Linked DNA regions of Mus musculus: all the other regions are linked to region 3. A link is a loop called in an ENCODE intact Hi-C map of the cell type or tissue named here. Cell type or tissue: left cerebral cortex. All regions are shown on one strand.

Evidence for each region. A loop is a pair of places that touch in the nucleus more often than their neighbours do. Peaks named below come from ENCODE experiments on the same cell type or tissue, not always from the same donor. Only the 100,000 strongest peaks of a DNase experiment are listed, where the experiment ranks them.
Region 1: it touches region 3 in a loop (2.2-fold over the local background); 6 of 42 quality-filtered maps call a loop at or near these places.
Region 2: it touches region 3 in a loop (2.5-fold over the local background); 15 of 42 quality-filtered maps call a loop at or near these places.
Region 4: a loop joins it to region 3, with 4 times the contacts of the local background. A loop is called at or near these places in 16 of 42 quality-filtered maps.
Region 5: it touches region 3 in a loop (3-fold over the local background); 13 of 42 quality-filtered maps call a loop at or near these places.
Region 6: a loop joins it to region 3, with 2.2 times the contacts of the local background. A loop is called at or near these places in 13 of 42 quality-filtered maps.
Region 7: a loop joins it to region 3, with 4 times the contacts of the local background. A loop is called at or near these places in 4 of 42 quality-filtered maps.

What each region holds. Positions count from the first base shown.
Region 1 is chr9:63,817,410-63,821,409 of GRCm38, reverse strand. No RefSeq gene overlaps it. Among named protein-coding and RNA genes, the nearest start is that of Gm39359, 24 kb to the right of the region's middle. In left cerebral cortex, no CTCF peak of the experiment used is centred here; a DNase peak (open chromatin) is centred at 2,139; H3K27ac peaks cover 313 bases.
Region 2 is chr9:63,842,270-63,846,269 of GRCm38, reverse strand. No RefSeq gene overlaps it. Among named protein-coding and RNA genes, the nearest start is that of Gm39359, 49 kb to the right of the region's middle. In left cerebral cortex, CTCF peaks have their summits at 1,951 (motif pointing right) and 3,780 (motif pointing left); a DNase peak (open chromatin) is centred at 1,940.
Region 3 is chr9:63,755,939-63,759,938 of GRCm38, reverse strand. It overlaps Smad3 (SMAD family member 3), which reads left to right and starts at 1,945. Exons shown (of 9, transcript NM_016769.4): 1 at 1,945-2,467. The coding sequence starts at 2,262. In left cerebral cortex, a CTCF peak has its summit at 1,676; DNase peaks (open chromatin) are centred at 778, 1,798, 2,964 and 3,937; H3K4me3 peaks cover 2,950 bases; H3K27ac peaks cover 3,326 bases.
Region 4 is chr9:63,835,355-63,839,354 of GRCm38, reverse strand. No RefSeq gene overlaps it. Among named protein-coding and RNA genes, the nearest start is that of Gm39359, 42 kb to the right of the region's middle. In left cerebral cortex, a CTCF peak has its summit at 1,578; a DNase peak (open chromatin) is centred at 1,634.
Region 5 is chr9:63,676,246-63,680,245 of GRCm38, reverse strand. The region is part of intron 1 of Smad3 (SMAD family member 3); the gene reads left to right. Among named protein-coding and RNA genes, the nearest start is that of Gm51710, 53 kb to the left of the region's middle. In left cerebral cortex, no CTCF peak of the experiment used is centred here; a DNase peak (open chromatin) is centred at 2,423.
Region 6 is chr9:63,653,302-63,657,301 of GRCm38, reverse strand. It overlaps Smad3 (SMAD family member 3), which reads left to right. Exons shown (of 9, transcript NM_016769.4): 6 at 1,539-1,751; 7 at 2,479-2,616. Among named protein-coding and RNA genes, the nearest start is that of Aagab, 53 kb to the right of the region's middle. In left cerebral cortex, no CTCF peak of the experiment used is centred here; DNase peaks (open chromatin) are centred at 972, 1,876 and 3,430.
Region 7 is chr9:63,630,292-63,634,291 of GRCm38, reverse strand. All of the region lies in intron 5 of Aagab (alpha- and gamma-adaptin binding protein), which reads right to left. Among named protein-coding and RNA genes, the nearest start is that of Aagab, 30 kb to the right of the region's middle. In left cerebral cortex, CTCF peaks have their summits at 965 and 2,057 (motif pointing left); DNase peaks (open chromatin) are centred at 1,199 and 2,127; H3K27ac peaks cover 1,384 bases.

The DNA of each region.
Region 1 (4,000 bases), 61 kb before region 3:
GTGGAGCCAGAAAAGGGTCCTGATCCCCTGGAACTGGAGTTGCAGATGGTTCTGAGCCATTCGGGGGGCTGTGATCTGAACCTAGATCCTCTGCAAGAACAGCAAGTGCTCTTAATCACTGCACCAGCTGTCCAGTCTCCATATTCATATTCTCTCTTGCTCGCTCGCTCTCGCTCTCTCTGTGTATGTCTGTCTCTGTCTCTCTCTGTCTCTGTCTCTCTCTGTCTCTCTCTGTCTGTCTCTGTCTCTCTCTCTCTCTCTCGCCCCTCACTCAGCCCCTCCTTCTCTTATTTTATTTTATATATTTTTTGGTAACCGGGTCTCATTTTGTAGCTCTGGCTGGCCTAGGACTCACTATACTCAAACTGCCTTCAAACTCACAGAGCTCTGCCTGCCTCTGCTTCCTAAGTGCTATGACTAAAGACATGAAATCCAGTCTCTCTTTTTAAAAAATGATTTTTTATGTGCATTGGCAAATGCACATGTCTGTGTGAGGGTGTTAAACCACTTGAAACTGGATCACAAACAGTTGTGAAATGGCATGTGAATGCTAAGAATTGAACACTGTCCTCAGGAAGAACAGCCAGTGCTCTTACCTGCTGAGCCATCTCTCCAGTCCCTCACTCCATTCTCTTAAGTCAAGATTCAAAGCTGGCCCTTCCTGTGCTCACCCACTGCCCACTTCTTACACCCACCATTGTTTCATCCAAGTGTTACCTCTTCGACACTTTCCAAGTTCTCCCTGTCTCTTGTCATCTTGTCTTGGCCATCTTTCATCTGGACCAGTGTGCAGCTCTCCATCAGCGCCCTCAGACCTGCTCTCTCTCCTTCCCCTCACTGGGGAGATTCTGCACTGGAGTGGGATTCTGAGACCCTCAGGAGAAAGCCGAACTCTTCCAGCGCCTCAGAGTTGGACCGTCTGTTCCATGGTCCCTCTGCTCTTTGTGCTCCAGCTGGCTCCACCTTGTTCCAGTTCCTTAACCTTGATTGCTTTACAAGGCTGCACCTTCTGCTTAGAATTCCATTTCTTCCCCTCCACCTAGAAGCTCCTTGTCATCCAAAGGACCCCTTTACCATCACTTCTTAGAAAACCTTTCCCTTGCCAGCATACATTGAGGGGTTTTATGTTTTGTTAGAGACAAGGTCTCATGTAGCCCAGGCTGGCCAGTAGCTCACCACATAGCCAAAAATGGTCTTGGACTCTGATCAGCCTATTCCTACCACCCAAGTGCTCAGATTTCAGGAGTGTGCCCATCTCTCCATCAGAGACTTCTATAAAAAAAAGTTTGATTTACATTTACTACTGTGTGCATGTGTATATAATATATACAGATATGGGTGTGATATATATTTATATGTGCGTATATGCATGTGTGTATGTATGTGTGTGTATATGTATACATGAGTTCATGCCACTGTGTGGTATGTGTCAACCAGAGGAGAGCTCTTAGGAGTTGGTTCATTCCTTCCACTGTGGGTTCCAGAGACTGTACTCAAGTCATCACTCTAATGTAACAGTAAAGGAATCAAAGCTGAGGCAAATGCTGGCGCACGCCTTTAATCCCTGTACTCAGAGGCAGAGGCAGGCAGAGCTCCTTGAGTTCGAGGCCAGCCTGGTCTTCAGAGTGAATTCCAGGACAGCCAGGGCTACACAGAGAAATCCTGTCTCAAAAAAACCAAAAACCAAAAACCAACCAACAAGAACAACAACCAGCACTGAGGCATTATCCATGCAAATATTAGCCACACCATTTAAAACACATATTTCTTGATGTGCGTGTGAGAACAACATGGGAGTCAGTTCTCCATTTCCATCATGTAGGTGCTAAGACTCAAATTCAGTCTTGGTCTCAGCCACCTTTACCGGTGGGCCATCTTGCCAGCCTCGCTGCAATGTTGTTTTCTCATAGTAACTGTAAAAATAAAAGAGTAACAACAACAAAAACCCATTTATGTCCAGCAACAGAGGCAATGTTAAAAGAGGACAGATCTGCAGAGTGACTGACACAGTCATTAAAAATAATTGAGAAGATGAAGCAGGAGAGTGGGAACCAGCCTGTGATATGACAATTGTTTTCACAGAGTTGAATGCAAAATTGGATTTTTATAGCTGTGTAAAAATGTTTTATGCATGCAGACAAGTGCCAGATGGGAACAAGGGAAAATAAATGAGTTGATCTGTCCAGAAAGGAGATCATGATTGAATTTTCAGATTCATTTTTATTTCTTAGCATAGTTATGCTGTTTTCGCACAAATAACTTCTGCATTTCATGTAGCAATAGATTGCATAAAGCAGCTGTGGGGAGCTAAGGAGCCATCAGGACACAGCTGGTTACGTTTTCTCCACTGCTCACTGGGCCACAGACACCACATGAGTTATAACTTAGCATGACCTTCCTCACAAACCATTTTAAAGGTAGATCTTGGAGGTGCTGGAAGGATTGCTCAGTGAGTAAGGACACTTGTTGTTCTTTTTGAGGAACTGGGTTTGGTTCCCAGCACCTACCTGATGGCTCACAACTCTCTGTTACTCCAGTTCCAAGGGATCCACTGCCCTCTTCTGGTCCCCCAGGACCCTGCACATGCATGGTGCCCAGACATAAACACAGGCAAACATACTTGTAAAAAAAAAATCATCTTGAATGATAGGTACCTTCAAGGCCAAGACTGGAGGACCGAGAATTCAAGACCTGGGCTATGTAGTGAACTTGAGTATGATAGCCTGGGCTACATAGTGAGCTTGAGAGTGATAGCCTGGGCTACATAGTGAGCTTGACTACAGAGTGAGGCTCTGTATGGAATGAATGAATGAATGAGTTATATGCTTATATTTATAGCATTTTATAAGCATTCATGCACAGAGTTTTTATGTGGACTTTTATATTTATTTCACTTGTGTGATACCTCAGCATAAAGTGGCCAGAATAGAAGGCAAATATGTGTTTAACTTTTTCATAGCCAGCAAACTGTTTTCCCAAGTGTCTGTCCCATGTGACACCATCCCCACCAGCAGTGCACACGCGGCAGAATGTCTGCATTCCACATGCTTGCCAACACATGTGTGGTCAGGCTCTGTAATGCCAGCCTGTCTCAGGGGTATGAGCTGTGCTGCAGGACTGCATTTCATTCTTTGAGGATTAATAATGCCAAGGATTTTTCGTTCTTCATGTGATTGGTATTGGTGTTTAGTCTCTGGAGAAGCTGCCCAAATCTCTTGCCCATTTTAAACCCAAGTTATTTCTCTTCATTGAATTGATGTGAAAAGAGATTATCTATCTGGAATACAAGTCAACGTTAAATTCTGTTAAGGATTTACACATAAGTCTGCATGCAGCTTGCCTTTCCATTCCTTAACATGGTATTTGCAAGGAAATGGTAGTGGCATCTCCTGAAGTCTGAGCAGCAGTTAGAGTGTTCACAGTCTTCACATCGAAACTTAAATGTTTGGGGCTGGAAAGAATAGCTTCCAGAAAGCAAAAAGGCAAGGCATGGAATGGGCGAAAACATTTGTAAGTCACATATCTGGAAAAGGACTTACATTAAGGGTATATCAAAAACACCAAAAAAAGAGAAAATCTTGCAGTAATAAAAAAAAAAAAGAAAATATGGTTGGAAAATGGGCAAAGAATTTGTAGACATTTCTCCAGATAGAACATACAAATAGCCATTAAGAACATGGATGTAGGGCTGAAGAGATAGCTCAGTGGTTAAGAGCACTGGCTGCTTTTCCAGAGGACCTGGATTCAATTCCCAGCACCCACATGATATACAACTGTCTGTAACTATGATTCCAGGGGACATGATACTCTCTTCTGGGCTCTACAGGTAACAGTGCATATGATGCAGAGATATATATACAGGCAAAACACCAATAAGTAATAATGATAATAATGATGATGATGACGACATCCAAGGGCATGTCTGTGGTGCACAGAGATTTGAGCTAAACACTCATACATATCAAATAAAAAATATAACTTTTTAACAAGTTGAGTACAT
Region 2 (4,000 bases), 86 kb before region 3:
TTCCTTTAGTTCAGGCTTTAAACTCATGATCATCCTGAAAGCTGGGATCACAGGTGTCGTCTGATCACAGCACGCCTGCTATGAGAAGATTCTAGAGTTTCTTTCAGTCCTTCATAGATGGCCCCTTATATAGCATTAGCTTAGCGGCTGGGAATGCGAGTTCTCAGCGCACCACAAACGTATGCATGCTCTTTGGCAAATCCACAAGTTCTTTTTCAGTGAAGGCCACAGAAAGGCAGCTGCCCAAAGTGCCAGGAGTGCTCTGTTAGCCATTACAGAGACTCCTGGAGACCGTGGTTCTCCACTCTCAAAGGGGAGTTGACTCAGACACACCACCACCACCACCACCTCAAGGCTTTTACAGTGCCAGTTTCCATAGCATCCCATGTCCCACCTTAGTCCTATGAACATTTGACGTATGCTGTCTCCTGCATCCATTCGTGCTTCCCCCCCTCTGCAGATGACAGATAAGGGGCGTGGTCTTGATCCTCTGTCTTGCTGGGGGAAGGGGTGCTGATGGGCCTCTCCACTCTGCTGGCCACATTTGGAGCTGTTCCCCAAATCCTCTGCCCTGGGCCCCTGCCCCTGGCCTATCAAGACCCTCTCTACACCAGGAAACAGGTGCATCCCCCCCCCCGAATTCCTGACTCTCCTACTTCCCACAGCTCTGTAGGGAAACAACCATCCCCTTCCAGGGACCAGAGTACCCTTCTCGACCCTCAAGCTCCCATCTCTCCAGTTCTCCTCTTCACTGGGGGGAAAAATCCACCCAACAGACCAAACCTGGGGGTCAACAGACTCTGAAATGCACAAGGACTGCTGAGCTCAGGCACCGCTAAACCCCAGCCTGGAACTCAGAAAGGACTCCCCTCCCCAAGACAATGCTTTCTCTTTCCTTATCACAAACCTGATACCCAGGCTAAGGATGTGGCTCAGCTGAGACAGTGGTACAGTGTTTGCCTAGGGTGCGTGAAGCCCATGGTTCAATTCCACCACCACATAAACCAGTGTGGTGATGCTTACCAGCAAGTCTAGAACTAAGGAGGTGGAGGCAGGAGGATCAAGAAGTTCAGGGTCATCCTCGCTACACAGTGAATTTTGAGGCTAGCCTGGGATACATGAGACCCTGTGTCAAAACAACAAGCAAAATCCCTAACATTAACTATCTTCTTGATAGTTCATCTGTACCCTCCTCAGGGTCCTGAGGCCCACCTCTGCCTCAGCCCAGGGCATCCCTGATGGCCAGCCATTATGCCTCCTGCTGCTTGGTATGACTTCATTCCCACCCCACCTCCCACTTCCAACGTCTCTTTCTGATTTGTTCTCTGATTTGCTAGAGGTGATGTTTAAATGAGCTACCCTCATTACTCTGACAAGGGATCAGAATTTTTGAGAGCCTTCTTCCCCACGTCCTGTAAGAAGTGAGTGACATACCATTCCTGGGAAGATCTGGACATCCAGTAAACAAATGATTCACCTCCCAAATTAGGATATGTGTGAGCAAGGAGGGCTCATTCTAGTCAGGCATGGCAGTAGGTGTGACCCAGGCTTCCCTGGACTTGTGGCTGCCTGGAGACTATGGACTGGGGTCTGTTCTCTCTTTCCCTTGTTACGTCCTGTGGAAGGATGGACATTTTTCATGGTCTTCAGTGTAGTACACATGGAGGTTTAGAGTTGGAAGGTGATATGCTCACTGCCAGGAGAAGTCTCGCCCTTCCAGCCAGCATATTGCTAGTTTGTAGACTAGCACAGACAATGGGCCTGTTCTTTGAATAGTTCTCAGCACTTCTGGGACTTCAAAGACAAAAGACACCAGTATTTTTATGGTCCAGGTAAGAAGAAACCCAGGGTAGATGCAAAGGCTGATTGAGGTGTCTTCTTCATGCACCATCCATAAGAAATCCATTTAGTCAAGTGCGGCACTGTGCCATGATCACCACAAGAGGGCGCTCACACACAGACAAAGACACACTCCATCTGTATTTTCCGCAAACTAGTGCCACCATCTCACCTGTAGGTTGACTGTTTAATTTTCATTCTGAAGTAATGATGCACCCGTAGGGAAGTTGTGAATGTTTTACTCGTGATATTTAAGCCTTCCACAGATGCTGCTGGAATGCTGACCCAAGCCTACTGTGTGTGAGTCTTCAGGTATGTTCCTGTTTTCAGGGACATCTAAGTCACGAGCATCAGTGCCACCTGGTTGAGGCCCACCCTCAGTGGCCAGGGTCACTCGATGACATCTTCTAGCAGGTGGTGTCACCTCTCTGTCTATTCCATCGGGTTTTCTGCAGCACCGCTGTTGGAGGTGACCTCTAGCTAGGGACATTAGAGGCGTCTCCATACAGCCCCCTTGCTGGAAGAGGCTCCAGGCAACTGTAGGCTCTGGAGCTGGTCTCCTTGTGAGCGGTTGGCACCATCGATGCCCAGTGACATTCAGTCTGGTACCTTTCCTGTTCTAGAACCTTCACTGACAGGGAGGAGTCAGGCATCCACCATTGTCACTGTGGACACTTAGACTGATTGGTCCTCAGGTGACCAGTGGCCTGTCTCTGCTGCTACCCCTCCCCCAGGCGTCCCAGCCTCACCTCTCAGAGCCTCACCCTCCTCCACAGACCAGAGCAGCCACTTCCTCCCTGTCCTTGCACTGATCCTCAGCAGGGTCCGTTTCCCTCCTGAGGTCTGTACTGCCCTGGCAGGTGGCTATGCCTCACACTGGGCAGGTTCTGTCCCTAGGGTCCCCCAAGAGGTCATCTGTATCCTGCACTTCCACCTCTGTATTTTGAACTGAGGGGGAAAGTTTGCTGGAAACTGGATTGACTCTTGGCTTTTCCCAAGGCGGGGTTAACATTCCATCATACCTTCATACCCCATCACTTCACACTGTCATTCCCACTTGTCCTGTCCGTCAATGCAGGGTGTGTGTGTGTGTGTGTGTGTGTGTGTGTGTGTGTGTGTGTGTGTGTTCACTGCTTCTTTGGAGAACCCTAGGGGCTCCAACACAAACAGCAATGGCATATCATCCCATCCATCTTACCCCTGGGACATACCGCCTTTTGACTGGCACCGGTGCCCCTTTCAATCCCCAGTGGGCTATGAGACTCTGGCTGGGCATCTAAGAGAAATCTAGTACAGCTTTGATAGACAGCGTGATGGATAGTTTTAATTGTCAACTTGACAGAAAGTGGGATCACCTGGTAAGAGAGTCTTGACTGCGGGACCGTCTAGATCAATTGGCCTGTGTGCACGTGTTGAGGGTATTGCCTTGCTTTTGCTAATTGAGATGGGATGATCCAGCCCACTGTGGGCAGCACCATTCCCTAGGTTTGGATCCTGGATCGTATGAGTGGAGAAAGCAACTGAGAGTCTGGTGCACACATTCGTTCTCTCTCAGCTCTCTAGTGGATGCGACGTGACATGCTGCTTCAAGTTCCCCAGCCTCGATGGAAGAAACCCGGATTCATGAGCAAGTCAATCTTTAATCCCACGGGATGTTTTCGTTGGGGCATTTTCATCACAATGAGAAAGAAAACCAGGATAGACAGATTAGCTTTTCTGCAAAGGATCCAGCCAAGGAGGACCTGTGACACCTGCCATCAACCATTCATTTAAAAAAAAAAATCCCACAGGTGGGCTGGAGAGATGGCTCAGTGGTTAAGAGCACTGACTGCTCTTCCAGAGGCCCTGAGTTCAATTCCCCCACATGGTGGCTCACAACCATCTGTAGTGGGATCTGATGCCCTCTTCTGGTGTGTCTGAAGACAGTGACAGTGTACTCATATACATAAAATAAACAAAATCTTTTTAAAAGCAAATCACAGATGAATGTGACTCAAGGCAGGACTTTCCATTCACAGTGTTTGCTGACCACAACCCTTCTGCGGAGATCTTTCACCTGTACCTTAGGCTGCCCCTGGATCCTGGACAACTCTTACACCAGATCCCAGCCTGTCTGCTCATTGTCCTGAAGCCCTTGGGAGGTGGCTTTTTACTGCCTTGC
Region 3 (4,000 bases):
CACTGGCCTCCACTTTTTGTCTTGCTTAGGACTTCTGCAAAGTCCCAGCAGCCTAGGAGGTGGCGAGGAAAGGGCCTGAGACCATTCCTGGAGATAATGGTGCACCTGTGAGAAAAGCTCTTGTTTTGCACATTGTGTCCTAGCTTTACAGTTCTAGGGCCAGTAGCAAGAACCAAAACCAAACAAAAACCTGGGTTTAAATCCTGGCTCTGACCCTTGGTGCTGTGCCTCTCAGGCTTTTAACGGCAGTGATTGGTATCTGTTTGAACACAGCAGTGAAGACTGCCCACCTTTAATGCCAAGTAAGGCACAGGCAGGCAGATCTCTGTTCGAGGCCAGCTTTGCTCTGGTCTATAGAGCGAGTTTTAGGACAGTCAGAGCTACACAGAGAAACCCTGTCTTGAAACAAAACAAAAAGGACCTCCTTCCTTATAGTCTCTAGCAGCAAGTGGAAGGGAGGCTGCAGCCACCATCTAACTGGTTTGCAGGAACCGGCTTGCTGAGGTCTACTGAGCCTCAGGGGTCTTCCTTTCAGGACTTACCAGGGAGGTGGAAGGAGGGAAACCACAACCCCTGACAAGCTGCCGCTGGCGGTTGGTGGTGGGGCAGCCTCGAGGACAGAGCAGGGGGCCCCTGAAGCTTCAGGGCTGACTCTGTGGGACGAGCCACACTTCATAGGGCTTCGTAAAGCGCACCGGATCTTGGTTTGCAAATAACTTGTTTCTCACCACGGGAGAGAAATAGGTGTGTGTGTGTTCGCGCGTGCGCAAAACCAAGCACACTCTAAGCATCTGGGCTAGCCTGATAGGGAGGCTGAAACAGGATAAAGGAGCAGAGGGTCTAATGTAACGCCCCAAATCCGTGGAGGGACCGTGGGCAACCAGCCCTGAATTCGTCTAGTCTGCAGTAAAGCCCCTAGGGCTACTCAAAGTCAGGTTCTCTTGGCTTCCCACCTAGGCTAACTTTGAATAAACTTCTCGAGTCCTCTCCGGCTTGCTCTTTGTGTGTGCGAGTTCATTGCTTTGTAAACAAAAGCTCTCTTACTTGTTTGGTGTCGAATTTCGGAACTTCAGTAACACCCTGAAATGTTAATTCTCTCCCCTCCTCCAAAGAAAAATCCTAAAGCACCCCCATTCATTCCTTCAGGAACGCAACAGATGTCTTTGAGGCCCGTTTTCTGCAAAAAGCTTGGTTCACTGGGCCCAAGGGACCCCTGGCTCCAGCTATTGTTCAAGTTGTCACTGAGGTCTCTTAACTCCTTTTAAGTCTCCCTCTCCCCTTTTCCAACTCCCTCCTCCGCAGTCTCAGGCAGTCGGCCGTTCTGATCTCACCCAGCAGGAAAACAAAAACAAAACAAAAAACCACCTAAAGCAGCTCTGGCCACTGAGCGAGATCAGCGTGCCCCAACTTCCTGGGCCCGGAGCTTTTCTGAACCCCTCACCGCGCCCGAGTCCTCTCCGGAGTGCAGCCAGCCCTTGACGGACAGTGCCTGTTCCCTGTGAGTCTAATCCTCTCTAGTTCCTGCAACGGTATCTGAGAGTCTGTGGGGCGGCGAGTCCCCAGGAGTCCGGTCCCTCGGCACTTGGCAGAGCTGGCGGCCGCCCTACCCGGTGGCCCACGTGGGCGCGCTTGGCGGCGCTGGGCGGGGAAGGCCGCGGGTCCTCCCCGGAGCAGGGCGCGGGGGAGGAGCGGGGAGCCCCGGCAGCGAGGGGGCGGCGACTGCGCTGGGAAGGAGGCTGCACGCGGAGCTGCGTGAAACGTAGACTTGGGAGCGGGCGGGAGAGGAGCGGGTAGCGCGGCTGCTCGGCCCTGGCTGGCCCTGCAAGGCGGCGATCGCAGAGGAGGAGGAGGAGGAGGAGCAGCGCTGCAGAGGCGGAGGGATCTGCGCACCAAAGCCATCCAGGCCAGCAAAGTTTGGCTGGGGGTTGGACTTTCCTTCCCGGAGGCGGCACCCAAACAGCTACCCCGTGCGGAAACCCAAACTTTCTACTGCCACTTGGAGTCTCGCGGCCGCCGCCTCCGCCCCGCGCGTCCGGGGCCTGCCCGTCAGTCCGTCGGTCCGCGTGGAGCAGCTCGGGCGCCGCCGTGCTCCCGATCCCCGCAGCTGCAGCGCCGCAGTCCTGGCCCGGACGCCCGGGCAAGTTCTCCAGAGTTAAAAGCGAAGTTCGGGCGAGGCGCGGGCCGAGCTGCCTCTGAGCGCCCCCGGCGTCCCCAGTGCGCCCAGCCCCGCCGGGGGCGCCGGTGACCCTTCGGTGCCAGCCATGTCGTCCATCCTGCCCTTCACCCCCCCGATCGTGAAGCGCCTGCTGGGTTGGAAGAAGGGCGAGCAGAACGGGCAGGAGGAGAAGTGGTGCGAGAAGGCGGTCAAGAGCTTGGTGAAGAAGCTCAAGAAGACGGGGCAGTTGGACGAGCTGGAGAAGGCCATCACCACGCAGAACGTGAACACCAAGTGCATTACCATCCCCAGGTGGGGTCCCAGAGCGGCTGGGGGCGCACTGGCCCAGCCCCCTAGCGCGGCCCGGGTGGAGAGGGAGGGCGTGTGCGCGTGTGTGCGCGCGCCTGTAGGGGACGGGGAGTGGGTGGAGGGACCCCAAACAAAACCTTCGGATTTGCCTAGCCTCAGAGACCTGGCTTCCGTGCAGCATTTTGGCTTCTAGACCTCAAGGGTCGCCAGCTGCTTCCGGGCAGCAGGGGTGTTTCTGAGCTTGGCCCCCCAACTCTCGGGGCTTCGGGCTCCAAGTGGAGGCCCCGCTTTGTTCGGCTCTGCCGGCCGAGCCCCTCCTCCTCCGCCGCCTCCCGCCCCGCGCTCGTGGAGGTGGTGGCGTGTGTCCCTTTCTTTTCTTCAGCTCTGTTCCCCCACTTCTTTTCCTCGTCTACAGGAATGCAGTCGGTACAGCTGTGGGTGAGGAGCGGGAGCCCGTTGATTGACAGATTCCTTCTTCGCTCTTTCTTTGCTTTGGGATTAGCATTTTTACTGAGTATTTTTAGATTTGGTTGTGCCAGCCTCCCGCCCCCTGTGCACGCATGCACGCACGCACTTAGTTGGAGAGCAGAGCACCGACTTTGAAGCGGGAGAAACAAGTGGCAGAAAGTAGGGGCTTTCCCTCTTTCCACCCCACCCCTGCTGATTTGCGATCTTTTTAATCCAGAGTATGCGGGTGCCTAGAATGGAGCAGGCAGCTCCAGGCAGATAACAAAACACCCCAGGGCTGGCCTCCCATCGGCCCTGCATTCCTGTAGAGCCTATTTTCCCAAAGCGCTTTGCCATCTGTCCTGACCTCCTTTATCCTTCCCATCGGGCTAGAGGAGTCCGGCGGGAGCTCACAGATGGCTGATGGAAGGGGTCAGTGACTTCACTCCCAAGGCCTTCTAGAGCATACCCGCGTCTGGGCAATGCGGTGAGAGCACTTTAGTCTTCTGGTTTTGTTTCTTCTCAAACACCTTTAAAGACTGATTCCAGATGAGGGGCAGGTGGGGATGTTTGGGGGGGGGCGGGGGCGTTCTGCCTGCAGAGGGATGGAAAGAAGGCCTACGATAGTAGAGGTCATCACCTGTCTAGGCAGGGGTAGCTTCCATCCTTGGCCACCTGCTCAAGGCAGCTGTGTATGGGCTGCCAGCCCTGATAGTAAGACACAAAACAACATCTGTCCACAGGAACCCAGGGTCGGCCTTCCCTAGAAGCACACACCACATATGGTGGGAATGACACTTAAAGAAAACAGAAACAAAACACAACAAAAGCAAAAATCTAACAACCCCCAAACCTGAGTGGGTGGATTCCACCTGTAAAGGAGAGGGCAGGCAGGCAGTATGTGGTCTGGAAGAACGCTTGGCTGCTGAGCCTTTGCCAGCTGGCGTTAGGGGTGATGTGATAGTCAGAGGCACCTGGGTTTTTGGCTTCTTCTCCAGCTTTCCAATCTCCTCTATCCTTTTGCTGAAGCGGGCGGTTGAGTTTCACAGAGCTCTGTCAGGTCTGGAGAAGCAGCCTCCCCCCACCCCC
Region 4 (4,000 bases), 79 kb before region 3:
GCCTTTAAGAGCTGAGCACTTTCTCTACCCCTGTTCTGTCAACGTGGGAAGACAGAAGAACTCACCCTGGGGCCCACAGTCTTAGGAACAGATAGCATATAGGCAGCATGCAAGCCACCCTTCCCTGTGCCTCTGCTGGCAGGCATCATTAATCAATCATAGCACTCTTTCTAGTTCATCTGAGGGAGGCTTCCAGATTTCAATATTGCCCTACAGGCAGCCACTACCAATCGATTAAAGATTGCCATTTGAAGTGGAAGTCAACTGTGTGACTCACAGATGTGTGGCTCAGCCCTAACCTGCCTGTGAACTGGCCTCTTCCTCGGGGAGAGGAGCCCGAAGTCAGGACATTTCCACAGGGTTAGGACAGAGAGTGACCTAATGCAGGCAAAAGCTCAGAACACAATGAGCCCTTAACCAACAGTGATTGGTAGAATTTGCCAGTTTTTTAAGTGTTTAGTGGTATATATGTATGTAATATGGGAAGGGAAGGAGAGAGAGGCTGACTCGGTCCAGCCTCCACATCAGGGTGAGGTGCCTTCCAAACCAGTCTCAGAATCCTGGCTATCTCCGCTGTCCCTTCCCCACTTCAGAAGGGGCATAGACAAGAGGCCCAAAGACTCTCTGAGAACCCCACAGAGAGTTGTTCACCCCATTTCCACTTGTTTCCCTCCCTGTATGGAGGCCTAGAGGGGCAGAGACGCCATCCCCAGAGAACCTTCAGCTTTTCACACCACGGTTCCTTCAGGCCAAGGAACCCCAGCCTTCACGTGGTCTGCTTTGATAGATGAGGCAGTATTCCATTGCTTTCCTCTGACCTGGGAGTTCTCCATCACCCTGCATCAGGAAGCCACTTAGCAGAGACAGAGTCCCAGGAGCCATGGGCCAGCCAAGCCCAGGACAGTCCTGAGGTCTCACCTGGCAGCAAAGAGGATGCTGGGATCCAGCTCTCAGCTCACTTCCAGAGTCAAGGAGGCTGGGAGTCAGGACCAGACGCCACAGTTTTCCATCTGTGTGAGGATAGTTCTAATCACACCACAAGAGAAAGAACAGTTATAATAGTCTAAAGAAAGAGAAAGGAAGGAAGGAAGGAAGGAAGGAAGGAAGGAAGGAAAGAAGGAAGGAAGGAAGGAAGGAAGGAAGGAAGGAAGGAAGGAAGGAAGGAAGGAAGGAAGGGGAGGAGATACGGTGGCTCCTGTCTGTCAGTCACCTAAAACAGCTTAGTTGGCAAAGGCAGGAAAAACTCAAAAGTTAGAGGCCTGCTTGATCTACACAGGGGGATTCTAACCAGACAACAGCAGCAGCAGCAGCAGCAGCAGCAGCAGCAGCAGCAGCAGCAGCAGCAGCAGCAACAACAACAACAAAACAAAAAACTGAAAACCTGGGGAAAGACCGGAAATATTCTGTGTGCTCGTGTGGGTTACAATGCCGTCCTAAGGGCTTGGACATTATTGTCATCGGTCATTATTATCTTGGGTGACTTGGATGCTTTATTGAACCCTGAAGAGGACACTGAGGCCCAAAGGGGAGAAGCAGAGGCCACAGAACAGCTTCCTGAGCCCACTCAGCCTCTGGAGGGAGCTATCTCCAGGCCCAATGGGCAATAGCTTTTCTAGGCTGATTGTCTAACGTCACAGGAACCAGGATGCACAAAGACACTTGGTAGGGGCAGAGCAGATGGCCCAGTTGTTAAATGCTTCACAAGTCCTCATTTTGAACCTTAGCACCCACATAAAAGCCTGATGTGGAGACCAATACTTGTAATCCCAGTGCCTTCGAGACGCAGGTATCTGGGGCTTGCTGGCTAACAAACTGGCAAGCTCTAGGTTCAGTGAGAGACTGACTCCTGCAAAGTAAAGGTGGAGAAAGCTTAGAGCAGGGACTGCTTGGCTTCCTCTTGGTAAACTGTAGCTGAGTTATTAATTAAGCATCCGGCTCCAGCTCTGCATAGCCTCAGAACTCGGCATACATAAGATGTCTCCCCTCAAAAGAGGCAGGTGGGGCCCCACTTCCTGAGCAGGTTCTTAATGAGAACATTTTCAGAGGAGGAAGGAGCTGGCCAGGTTGGAACTAGCTTGGAGTTACTTAAATTAGCTTTGTTTTGCTTTGGGCAGAACTGGTCTGGTCCAGTTAGATTTAGCCCAAACCAGTTGGAACTGGTCACAATCTCCTTTAAACAGTATATATCTCTGGGATCAGTCAGAACACGTTAGAGCTGGTTACATCCTGATCTGGTCAATCCTGGAATTCACTAGAACTGGTTTGACTTGGTCAGAAGTGATTTGAGCCTGCTGAGACTGGCTGGAAGCAGCCTAGACCTGTTTGCTATGGTCTTGACCACAGCTCTGTTTTCCCAAGACTTGCATTAATTCTGTGTTTGAGGCTGGGCTGTCTTGGTGATGTGTGAGGAAGGAATGAGGGATACCACGCTGGAAGGTGGATGGTGACAGCCATGTTTGGCCCCCTGCCCAGGGAGGGTCTCAAAAACTGAACTGAAGGGTGTATGCTGTCGAATCTACGTTTAAACCAGCCATAACCCTCAGAGCTCTGTACAGTGCACATCAGCTGCCTCACACCCTGTGATTAATGGGGAAAGCCTTTTCTGCTTGTTCTACATAAATCACTATACATGGAAACACATCTTTGATTTTATGGGTTCTCGCTGGAGCATGAAATTTCTTGGAGGACATTCCCTGAGGTCCTTGGAGCTACTGAAGCCCTCTCTGCTCTTTCAAGTCCTGTTTCCCTTTGCAGCCCCCTCTTACCCATCCAGCTAGGATCCTCCTGAACGCTCCTAGGCTGAAGAGATTCCCCAGGACTCCCCAGGAAGGGTAAAAGGTGTAGTTTCTCCTGCTACCATCATTGGAGGAGGGTAAGGGCCAGCAGCACTTTGTAGATAACAGTTGGGATGGAGAAGGCTGGAGACAGGACCACCGCACAGAACAGAACCTGTCTCTGTCCAGAAGCCATCCTGACGTCCAGCCCAGCCTCTGGAGCACAGGGAGGGAATCAGATGCCTTTTCTCCTTGCTGTGATGAGATGCTTGGCAAAGGCAACTTAAGACGGGTTTGTTTTGCCTCACAGTTTAAAGAGACAGCCTATCCTGGCGGGGTAGGCGTGGTTACAGGAGGGTCACGTGGCATGCATAGTCGGGGCACAGAGAGAGATGCACGCTGGTACTCAGTTCGTTCTGGCCTTTTGACTCAGTCTGGGATCAAGCCCATGGAAAGGCTTTCAAGGTGTGTCTACCCACCTCAGGTAACCGAATCTAGAAACTGCCCCCACAGTGGCTGTGGAAATCAAGAGACGAAAGGGCTCAATCACATTCTTAGAACGTGGAGCTGCCCACCATTGCCCTCCAGGGTGCTGTTAGCACGTGGGTGGCAGGTACTTGCTTTGGTTGGCAGTACCTTAATGTCTACATTAGCCGCAGGGGCCAGCCTGGGCTCACCCATTGCTTGGCCGTCTGGGATGCTCAGATGATCCTGGGTTGAGATTTCCTCTCTGTTTGCTGGGTCTTCACTGGTCTCTGCCTACCCCCTTCCTTTTTCTTCCACTTATAAGTGTGGGTGACCTCTCATGACACACCCCAAACTTTGTCTTAGTGTCTGTTTTGAGAGGACCGTCTGAAGATCTGAATGGTAAGAGTGAACCTTGCTCGCACAGAGGACACCCAGGGCCTCCCTAGAAGTGTTCCCTTAGCTCTCGGCTCAGTTCAGGGCCTCCCTAGAAGTGTTCCCTTAGCTCAGTTCCACTAATCTAGGAACACCATTGGCCAGTGGCTGCTGCAGCCTAATGGGGGGCTCTCTAGGGAGGGTCTTGTTGCAGTTGCAGGTCAAGAAGAGCCACAGAGGGGAGAAAGGCACAGGAGGGAGGAAGCCACAGTGAGGAGGGAGGAGGGAGAGCCAGAGGGAGAGGGGAGGAAGAATGTCAAAGGGGAAGAGAAATCAGCCATGGAGGAGGGGAGCCACAGCGGGGAGGAGGAGGGGCACAGGCCCTA
Region 5 (4,000 bases), 80 kb after region 3:
TGTGGTTGCTGGGAATTGAACTCAGGACCTCTGGAAGAGCAGTCAGTGTTCTTAACTGCTGAACCATCTCTCCAGCCCCAATAAACTTTTATATACTAAGAAAACAAAACAAAACAACATCAACAGAAGAAACAGAAGAACTGCAGCCTCAGCACTTCGCTGCTGCCGGCTTTGCTCAGGTGACCAGCACCCAGATCTATCAACCCTCTGCTATGTTAGACCAGCTGCTTGTTGAGGGACCATTTCTGCTGACAGCCTAATGTTGTGTGTCTGTGGATTCTTTGGACTTGAACAGCTACAGGGTGGCTTCTGATCCCTGTCTATTTATTACATCTTCTGAGATATGGGAGTGTAGCTTTCTGTTATGTACTGGTTTTGGTTTGTTTTTGAGATAGGGTTTTTCTGTGTAGCCATGGCTGTCCTGGGACTCACTCTTTAGACCAGGCTGGCCTGGAACTCACAGAAATCCACCTGCCTCTGCCTCCCAAGGTTTAATAATATGGCTGAGAATTTTAATAAAATGGCTGTGGTGTACTTCTGGCCCGATATGACCCATTAGTCCCATTTCCCTTCTAAGTACAGGAGGTCACCTGGGTTTTCTTACTACCAGGAGCTCCTGGCCCAGATGGGCAGGAAGCTTGCTCAAGTCAGTTGGTGGAGTCAGTAGGGACTTTAAGATGGAAGAGACAAGGGTAGGGAGAAGCCACTGAGTAGAATGAGCCAAAGGATGGAGGCAGTGGAGGTCTCAGTGTAGGATAGGTAGTGTCCTGGAGCTCAGAGACAGAGCCTGGTCTTGCAGCCACTCTGTTTTCAGAAGTGGCTATTTTACAAGCTCGGGCTTTGACCAGGAAGCTGTTTAGCCTTAGGAGAGCAGCTTACACAGGATGGCACGGTCACCCTCTTCTGCTGGACTATACATCTGGCTGACTGGAGGCCTCTGTGTTTGGAACTCTATCTCCCTGCTGGAAGGATTCCTTGCTGTCAGAGGTCAGAGTGCCCCCATGAGTCTGCCTTTGTTTTATTGGAAGTCCATTCTCCGGGACAGAAAGGAGTGCCTGTTGTCTGTGATGCTCTCTCCTGTCCTGTAAAGCCTGGGACGTACAGGGCCTTATTTTTTACTACAATTTAGGATGGGAACTGCTCTGATCCAGAAAGAAGAGGCATGGAGGTAGGAGGCTGGTGGTGAAGTCCCGTAGACACCACATCGCCTATAGGCAAAGTAGCCCCTCTCTGAACTCTGCGGTACTTAACTTCATGTAGAAATCTATCATTTCCAAGACTGGAGAGATTTGAGTTCACATTCCAGCACCCAGGCTAGGTGAGTGCAATCTGTAATCCTGGCTCAAGGGATTCAGTGAGCTCTTCTTGCAGACAGACAGACAGACACACACACACACACACTGACAAACAAATAATAAATAAATAAATAAATAAATAAGAAATCCTAAACTGATCATCTCTGTCCCTTATCTTATTTCCAGCGCCCCAACTCTTGCCTATTCCTCATGTCTGTAGCCAAGTTGGAAGGTTTGAGAAACCCAAAGGTGGACATGTAGCTCAGCGGCAGAGTGCTTGCCTAGCGTGCACAAGGCTCAATGTTCCATTTTCATGTTGGCGAAAAATGACCACAGGATTGTGACTTTAGCTGAGTGGGAGAGCACACGCACGAGGCATTGGGACAGGGGAAAGAGACTCCTCAAGACTTTTGGGCCTCTGCCTGAAGTAGGGAACAGGGCCTCGGAGCGTGTGTGGCTCAGTGGGTAGAGTGCTGGTTTGGCATGAGTGGAGCCATGGAAGAAGGAATGGGGTAGAAATGGGGATTGTCGCTTTCCCAGCTGTACTGTTTGGATGTTGCTAAGAGTGTTGTGAAACAAGAGCTGAGGCAGCCCTTGTCCTGGGCCACCTCTCTGCATGAGTGTCACTGAGTTGCACAGCACACACTAACTTCCTCTGTTGTACTGGGGGCCCTGTGCTATCTCTCTGGCTTCTGACTCATAACTATGGAAGTCAAAACTGCAGTTAACACAAAACCTCATTTGCCCTCCCCTCCTACTTTCCCTCCCTCCCTTTCTCCCTCCCAGTCTCTTTCCCTCCCCCTCCCACCCTGGCTCTCCAAGTCACAGATGCCCACCTTATATTTTTCTCTTTATGTCTTGGGAGCTGTAAGGTTGGCTTTGCTAAAACTAGGCAAGACCACCATCGCCACCTGATCTGCTCCTTCTACTGATGGGCTGTGAGAATCTTCTCTGGAAGGAAGGTGGGGGAGGAAGAAAGGCATTGAGGGTGGAAGAAAGGCATTGAGGGCGGGAGGGAAGGAGGAAGGAAAGAATGAAAGAAAAAAAAAGAAAGAAGAGAAAATCCAACCCCCAGGCATGCAGCCTGCCTACTCGGAAGTGATTCATAGTTTGATTCAAGCAAACCCAAGGGAGGTGGGAGGCGGGAGAACTGGGAAAGGAGGCAGGAGGGGTGTGAGAGGAGACTTAGTCCTTAACTGGTTTCTGCTTCATGGAAGAAAGCTTCAAGGGGGTGGAGGGAGAGGATGCAGGGAGGGGGGGTGAGGAGTAGTGACAACAAAACACAGAATGACTAAGAATCCTGTCAGGAGAATTGTTTGTTTGGTGAAGTGAGTTGATATTGAAGTTCCCTGGCAATCGGGTGGGAGTGACTGTCAGTGTCCTACCCTTGTTTTGAAGAGAACAAAGATGGGCCTTTATCTTGAGGTCCTTAGGAGTGGAAGGCCCACTTGGCAGCCTGCTTTCTTCTCCGAGGAAGAAGGCTTGAGACCTTCTAACAGTGGATAGATTTCTCGGCTTATCCCCTCATCCTCTTTCTTTCTTTTCCTGTTGAGTTCTACATTCAAGGTTGGCACACCTGTTTCTCTGAAAAGCTACTTTTATGCCCACCTTGTCATGTGGTCAAAGGAAGAGATATTCCTTTGGGTATATAGGATTCAGGCTGGTGCTTCATTTTAGTTTGCCCAAGTGACACCCCACACCATTAACGCATTTCCCAGAAGGCATTTTGGAAGATGTGTGTCCTGGGGTTGGTCTAAGGAGAGTTGAGCTGCACAGAGGGAGGCCTGGGTCAAGTAGGGTGAGAAGTGATTGACAAGTTGATCAGGAGACCCCCCACCTCTGACCCCCTCTGGAATGTAAGGGATGTCTTGGGGTATTTCCTATAGGTGGCTCTTGGCAGCCTAAGCCCATCAGATTGCCAAGGGCTGTGGGCATCCTGGATGTTCTGTGAGTTATCTCTTAAAAGACTAAAGAGCCATCTTGTGTCCCAATCTGGAAGCAAGCTGTCTCAGGGTTTCTATTGCTGTGAAGAGACACCATGACCAAGGCAACCCTTATAAAGGAAAACATTTAATGTGGGTTCCTTATAGTTCAGAAGTTTAGTCCATTATCATCATGGCAGCAAACATGGCAGCATGAAGGCAAGCATGGTGCCGGAAAGGTAGCCAAGAGTTCTATATCTTGATCCGCAGGCATCAGGAAGAGAGAGACAGTGAGCCTGGCTTGGACATTTGAAATCCCCAAGCCCACCTTCAGTGGCACACTTCCTCCAACACAGCCGCACCTCCCAATTGTGCCAGTCCCTGAGCCCACGGGGGCCATTTTCATTCACACTACCACTGGAGCTTTCCAGGAACAGAGTGGCCACCTGGATGGCTTTGCTAACCTGGCTGCCTTCCCTTGGCTTGCAGTGGCAGAATCAGTTTGGATTTTAGCAGCGTTATCCATAGCTCGAAAGTCCTGCAGTCCTGGTGGTACTGAAGAGTTGAGCACTTGTGGACATAGTGTGTGGAGGGAAAGCCAGCGTGTAAAAAGCACAACTATGAAGCAGAGCTCTGATGAATCACCAGCCTCCTTTTTTTCTTCTTCTTCTTCTTCTTCTTCTTCTTCTTCTTCTTCTTCTTCTTCTTCTTCTTCTTCTTCTTCTTCTTCTTCTTCTTCTTCTTCTTCTTCTTCCTCTTCCTCTTCCTCTTCCTCTTCCTCTT
Region 6 (4,000 bases), 100 kb after region 3:
GCACAGGCCACAGCTGCTCCTGTCCCATCACTCCCTTCTCCATACAGTAGCTTTGATCCTCTGCCTCTGTGCTCCTGGCCTCTTACTCAACTGTGAGAACAGGGAGAAAGGAAGCTTTGTTCTTCTGGAAAGTCAAGAGAGGATCAGGGAGTTCTTAGGTCCATAGTCAGGGTTATTATCACTGTTGGTACCATACGCTATTTGCTGCATGGCCACATCTTACTCGAGTTAACTCGGGGAATCCACTGATGGCTCCAGTGGGCAGGGGTGATTTAGAGCTGACATAGGAAACATGAATGAAGTCATGCTGGTTCAACATAAAAGGGCAGTGGCTTTCAGTGGGGAGTGCTTCCAACCTGTAGAACACATCTGACAGTACTAGGAATAGTTTTTATTGTCAGTACTTGAGAGGGTGAGGTATATATATATATGTGCTATTAGTATCCAGTGAGTACAGGCTGAGGGTGCATTTGACCATCCCATAATTATCTAGACCCCCTTTCTCTCAGGCAGCCATATGCCCTAGCTTCGGGTGTGCTGAACTGGGGCTGTCTCTGGCTATATGTACTGTGTAAAGTGTCAGGATTGGGGCTGGGTCCTCACCTCACTCTTACAAGGACCATGTGCCTGGGCTGCAGGAGTTCGGGGCCACTTTGTCACCCCGGGGCCGTCTAGGCCCTTCCCCATGGACAACACAGCAGCTGCTGTTCTTTGGCTTGGCCACTTAAGGGATACTGAGCACGGGCCCCTAGCCACTCTCCAAATTGCCTGGCAGGCAACAGACAGGATTCTCAGGCCAATGCTGAGCCATCCCTATTCCCTCCATCAGAGCCTCATGCAAGGGAAGAGAGAGGACTTTAGGACCTCATAGTCAAGTTGGATAGTTGGGACATTTATGGATACCAGCTTGCACAAAAACACACAAAATCACCAGGTGGCTGCACAAATACTTGGGAGTCCTCCAGAGCAAGAGTCTGAGGTAGATGGTGCAGTGAGCAGTAGGTGGACTATTTAAATGGGGCAGAGTGGGCTTAAAGCCCTTCCCTAAGGCCAGCAGTAGAGCTATAGTGTGGAGGAGCGGTTGGAGGCGGCAGTGTGCAGGCAGTCCCGCAGGAGGTTGTGGGATTATAAGAGAACAGTTGCCAGGACCCTGCCTGCCAAGGGGACCCTGCCTGCAGAGGGGACCCTGCAAGGGGCTGCTGTAGAGTGTGGTGTGGCCCACACCACAGCCAGAATACACTTGGGGTTGCTTATAGTGCTGGTCGGTCCTGACCCGTTTCATGTTTGGGTTAGCCTTTCTCCAAAAGCTGCTTCTGTTCACAGAAAAGCCAGACACTGGGGCAGGCTGCCTGTCAGCCCACTGTGAACCCAGTGTCTCCTCTTCTATAGGCTGTCAGGGTCTCCCCTAAATTCTGAGGATCTCACTCTCTAGCACCCTGAAGGGTTTGTGCAATGGGCATTGGGAGGTCAGAGGAGGAGAAAGTCTTCCAGAGCCTCCCTGAATACCTATTGACCTGGCACACCCCATGTCTCTTCAGACCTACAGCCAGTCACCTACTGTGAGCCGGCCTTCTGGTGCTCCATCTCCTACTACGAGCTGAACCAGCGAGTTGGGGAGACATTCCACGCCTCACAGCCATCCATGACAGTAGATGGCTTCACTGACCCCTCCAACTCGGAGCGCTTCTGCCTGGGCCTACTGTCCAATGTCAACCGGAATGCAGCCGTGGAACTTACAAGGCGACACATTGGTAATGTACTCGTCCCCACCCCTGCCTCCTGGGGACACTGAGACCCCCAGCACTGGGTGCTGTAGGACCCAGACAGAGGAGGTGGGAGTGTGGCACAGTGTGTAGATGTTACCTGGCCTCTGCCCACAGGACATTGAATGGAGCTGTTTTCTCATACTCTGGGCCTCTTGTGAGCACAAGGGGACATCCCCACTGGGCAGAGCTCAATGTTTATGTAACCACTGATGTGCTGAGTCAGCTGAAAGTGAATTTCTGTCCATCTGGAGTGGATTTAGGTGATGGAGGGAAAGAGATAAAAATGCAGACTAAACTAGGAGCATGGGAAGGGAGGTCATTTTGGCAAGGGGCCAGGGAGTGCCAAAGCCCCAGTAGCAACTTCACCAAGGCACCTCTGTGTCTTTCGGAGTGGGGTTGGGGGGGGGGGAGAGTAGAGCAGTGGGGTGGCAGCAGCTGTCCCTCCAGGCACTGTTACAGTAACTGCTAAGGAAGGTGATTACCCCTCTCCTCTAGACAGAAGCTCAGGCCTGAGGCTGGGGAATGGCAGAAGTTATTATTGGGACTGGGTCCAGACTCTTTCCTGTGCCAGCTGTTCCAGCTGCTTTAGGAACCCAGAGCTGCCCACCATTCTCCCACTTGGCTTGGAGTAGCCACTTGCAGCTCTGTCAGATGCCCGCTCTCCAGCTGGTCTAGTTGGTCTCTCTGACCCAGTATCCTCTGACCTCCGCAGGGAGAGGTGTGCGGCTCTACTACATCGGAGGGGAGGTCTTTGCGGAGTGCCTCAGTGACAGTGCTATTTTCGTCCAGTCTCCCAACTGCAACCAGCGCTATGGCTGGCACCCGGCCACTGTCTGCAAGATCCCACCAGGTAACCTCTGGAGGTTGCTGCCCTGTGCCATGGCTCCTGAGGCATGCCCTGGAAGTTTTTCTTGCCTTTCCTCCACACTGGTGTTTATGTTGACACTGTACATGTCTGTGCGCCACTGACCTAGAGAACAGAGGCAGTGTCTAACAAACCTGTAACCCAGGATGCCCTCCATCACCCCCAGGGATTAGGCACTGTCTTCTTCATTCTTTGTCCAAACATAGGATGTGTTCTGGGTTGACGCCAAGACCTAGAGCAGGATGGGAAAGGCAGACAGAGGTGCTCCTGTAGCCACGGCTTTACAGGCCTGAAGTGTTTAAGATGGACACAGGGTGGTTGTGACACACCCAGAGCTATTAGTCCCCGGCAAACAGCCTTGATAGCGAGAAAGGCCATCTACCTGTGGGATGATCAGGAAAGGTATCCTGGAGGTGATAGGTGTCAGGAGATGGTGGGGTGAAGTTTTCGAGGGCATGTACCGGAAAGGACAGTGTGACGAGGGTGGGACATTGGGTGTGCTGGATAGGGGAGCCATGTAAAAGACAAGGAGATATTTAAAAGGCATCCTGGGCTCAGGCCTTGGATCAGTGTGATAGTTCTGGGTTTATTCTGTAGAGCCGAGGTCTTTCTGGGGGTGTCCCCTGGACCCCTGAGAACTGCCAGGCTGGAACTCCCCTACTCCCAAGGCATAAAGCCAATGCACTCCTCATACAGTATGTGGCCTGTGTCCAGCCGGCTATTGCCTGGGACACATTGTAGCTCCTCGACCGTTTTGCTGCTGAGAAGATGACAGTGGGCTGTGGGCGGGGCCAGCCAGATTGTAGAAAATCTCAGCTGGGAGTAGAGCTTTGTTTGGGCAGCTTCTGTGGTTTCATTTACAAAGCACATTCACATCGCTGGGTTCACTCAACTGTAGCGATCCCTGTGGCTCTAAGAAAAGGCTAGGGAGAGAAGTTCTGAGAGTGAGCAGCTTCTCAAAAGACCCAGAGTTTTGAGGAAGCCAAAGCAGGGCTGCGCCATGGAGGACTCTGGCTGACTAGCCTGGTGTTCAGTCTGTTGGCTCAGCTGAGGCTGCAGTCCCAGAGGGGCTTATGGACCACGCTTTGTTTTACCTCCCTCCTCCAGGAGCAGGCAGGGGTGGAGGTGGAAGCTAGGTGGTATATTCTCAGCTTGCTGCCTTACCCCCTCCACCTTCACAGCTGGTGACGGCTAAACTGGCCCTGGTAGTGTCCTGTTAGCTCAGAGACTGTTAGGGCTCTGATAACCAAGCCTAGCTTCCCCCACCCCCAAAGGAGATGGTGAGTCAAGAGAAGCAGAACAGAGTCACACAGCAAATGGGGTCTCTGCTAGTCCACCGGCTACTGGACACGGACTCTGGCCTTTATCT
Region 7 (4,000 bases), 130 kb after region 3:
CCAATTAAAGAATCACCAAGAACATGGACTAAAGGAGAGCCCAAGCCTCAAGGACTGTAAGGCTCACTGTCACCAAGCTAGGCAGAGGCTCACTCATCTCAGTTTCCAGCAAGTGTTTCAGTCAGCTGGCATTGAGATCAGACGGGGCCTAAGGCAGCCTGCAGCCCTGGAGCAGGGCACCCACCTCTAAGGGTGTCAGAGCCTGAGGACAGGTTCACCCCAGCGGCAGGTAGCTCTCGCTCTTTGAGCTGTGTATGTCCAGGACTCAGGGACTTCACCTGTCATGAGAGTACATGAGTGGTTGACTGGAATGAAAGGCAGACTGCACAGTCAACACAAGTGCCTCCCTTCTATTACTGGAAACAACTTGGAGTCTGGGTCATTTCAACTAATTCATAAGTACTGCAAATCCCAGTTCTATAGGTTAGCATTCCCTGAACTTGGCAGGCTGGTAGGGCATATGACCTCAGTGATCACAGAGCCAGGCAGAGAGGCATGCAACCCTACAACACACTATAAACCCTTAGGCACCTTTATTTTTTCTATGACCATCCATTTTAAAAAATTATTATTTTATGCTATGTACATTTAGCCACAATATTAACATCAGCAGAATAATGATTAATGCTCTAATGCTAATAGGTAAAATTGTTAGAAAAAGAGTAGCAGGAAGAGACAGCTTGGGACCAACCCTAGTTTTCTCTCACGGCCCCACCCACCTGCATGACCTCAGACAAACCAACCTCGCAGGGCTGAGCTCAGTCTGCTGCTCTGTGCACCAATGGCCACTGAGCACGAGATCTCTGACCCAGAAGCCATGGCTGAGAAGAGACTCTCAGCCTCCTCTCCTCACGCATCTTGGAATTTGCTGTGTTCGAGCACTTTTTTCTTATATATATATATATAAAATCCTTAAATTTTAAAACCCTAAAAAGTTCACGATGAGCCACGAGTTTAGAATAAGCTGGAGGGCGCTGTGCTCAGTGCTTTCTGAGGAACAATGGTGGGCGGATTCAGTCCGCTCATCAGAGGGTTCATTATGTTCCTCTGCTTATGTTTTAAGGAAGTCAGAGGCGCATACATTTATACAATTGAGAAAAGAATCCACTTTTGTTTATTCAAAGCAGACGGCCTGCACGGAGTGTTGCTCAAAAGGCTTGGCTGGTATTTTATACACTGGGTCTTCTGGTTCAGTGTTCTTCACAGCTCTGCCCACGGGCACCAACTGCACGCCACTATCCTGGAAAAGAATTATGTAAATCTCTCTCGCCCTCAGCCCCCAGCCTCCCAGGCTCTGGCATGGGGACGCTACTCCTACTGAGACGGTCCTTTGAAACCATACACTAGACTAGGAAGGAACAAACCCAGGCTCTTACGCAGCAGCGAACTCTTCTACAACTTCGGAGATGCAGGAGGGGCCAAGTCATCATGACAAAGAAATTAGTCAGGAAGCATAAGAAGAGCAGTCACTGCTCCCAGTGAAGGCCCGGCACACCCGGGCCCGCACTACTGTGGTTATACCCAAACCACCCTCTTACTGTTTTTCCCTAAACAAGTTAAACAGACCTAACTCAGAACCCAAAATGCTCCAAAACCCTCAACTTTCTGGCACCACCATGATGCCTGAGTGGGAACGTCTATGCCACCAAAACAAAGGCACTGTTCCAAATTACCTCCAGGCTGCATGCATGAGTGCACAGAAGACTCAAACAAGCAGGACGTATGTCCTGCATACATGTGTGTAAGTATTCCAAAATGCAGAAAGTCTAAAAACCTGAGAAACTTAGTCCTAAGCATTTGGGTCAAGGGCTTTCAGCCCATATTACATGTTTATGATGAGGTTTAATTTTTAAGTTAGACACAGTTAAGACAATAACCACAATAAAACAAGTATTTAAAGCAGAATACAGTAATAGAAGTTTTCTAGTGACTGGAGAGATGGCTCAGCAGTTGAGAGTACTGGCTGTCCATACGGTTGGTTTCCAGCAATTGCATGGTGGCTTACAACCTTCTATAACTCCAGCTTCAGGGAATCTGGTAACCTCTTCTGGCTGCTGTGGGCACTGCAGGCCCACAGTGCCACACACACACTAAGGACCAAGTATACACAGAAAAAATTAAGGAAGAAAGAAAAATTAAACCCACCTCTAAACAGAGCTCTGTGGGACAGCTGACCTCTCTGCAGACATGTCCATGTACCGAACTTACTCCTCACGTGGCCGTGGGAGGAGATAACCTAGTAAGTTTTGGATGGCTTCTTTTCAGTTCATCCCAGTTGCCTAGACAACCAGCATCATTAGCACTGTCTCTGAAGCCATTATTATCAAAGTAGGGATCATGTGAACACAGGCACTGAACTATCTCAGCAGTCAAATGACAGTCAAGATGGCCACTGGTTGCCTTCTGGGCAGGTGGCAACGTGTGGGGTGGGCTACTCACGAGGTCAACCCACCTGCTCAGGCAGGAATGGTACACTACACTACCTTGTCACTAAGAAAAGCACTCAAGTTGAAAACGGGAGTTATTTATTTCTAAAACTTGTGCGGTAGTTTGTTGACTGCAGGTAACCACACCACAGATAAAGAGGAACCACTCTGTATTAAATTTGTCCCCAAAACATCCGGCTCCATTCCAGTGGTCCAGTGAATTACAGATGGGAGACAATGATGCCATAAAAACAAAAAAACCAAAAATCAAAAAATAAAAATAAAAAAACCCCAACCCAGCAGTGTTTGTTATTTGCACAGATTTGTCAAATGTTAAGAATGTCCTTGGCCACAGGCCGGAACCTATGTGGCCTGCTAAACACGTTGCGTTCACTTTTCAGTTTTACTTCTGAAAAGCAGCAACTACGAGGCCTCACCGGAATAAGCTCAAGCACGCTCTGTACGTCACAGTGTTCTTTTTTTTTAAGATTTATTTATTTATTATATGTAAGTACACTGTAGCTGTCCTCAGACACCCCAGAAGAGGGCATCAGATCTCATTACGGATGGCTGTGAGCCATCATGTGGTTGCTGGGATTTGAACTCACGACCTTCAGAAGAGCAGTCGGCGCTCTTAACCGCTGAGCCATCTCTCCAGCCCGTCACGGTGTTCTTATGTCCTTCCCCACTCTGTATGAAGCCTTCCTTTCAGGGAAGCTAGTCTTCTCCATTTACATGCTGTGATAACCAGGGCCACTCATTCTAACCACAGCCAAGCACTCCGAAGCTCATGGAGACATCACACCCACTGTTTAGTGATATTCTTAGGCCATGCCATACCATCTGGGTTATACAACCTTTAAGAAAGGTCACAAATGCTGACACCAGGACCGAGAAAAAGAGTCTATGTTTTTATAGCATATTCTATTTCCTCCTGGTGAGTTTAGAAAAAAAAAAACAACTAAAAACAAACAAACAAACAAACACCCCAACACCACAGGAGACTAGAGAGATGGTTCAGTTAGAGCACTGGCTGTTCTTCTAGAGAACCAGGGTTCAATTCCCAGCACCCAGTGGCAGCTCGCAACCATTTTAAAGTCCTGTCCCAGGGGATCTGATGCTGTCTTCTAGCCTCTGTGAGCACTGGACCCACATGATGCAGGCATACACGTAAGCGAAACAACCCTGCATGTTAAAAAAAAACAAAAACCCAAACCAAACAAACCATAAAATCATAAAACCCTATTTATTCTCTCTCTGAACAACTGCTGAAATTTTGAGTACATCATTAAAGCAACGCTTACTTAGGGCTCGCTTGCACATAGCCCTTCAGTGGTTTGGCTTGTGGTAGAGTCTGGACCTGTACCTCTGCTCTCTGGCTGCCAGGACACAGGGGAGCTGTTCTAAGTCAAGAGCCATTCCTGAGAAAGGAGTAAGGCCTCACTTTCCCCACTCTCTACGTTCGCTGCAGAGAATGAAGCATGAGGAAAGGACAGCGGCAAGGGCACTAGTGAGTGGGAGCTGGGTGAGCACCCTTCTCCTTTTGCACAAACACAGCCTGAAGACTCAACTAA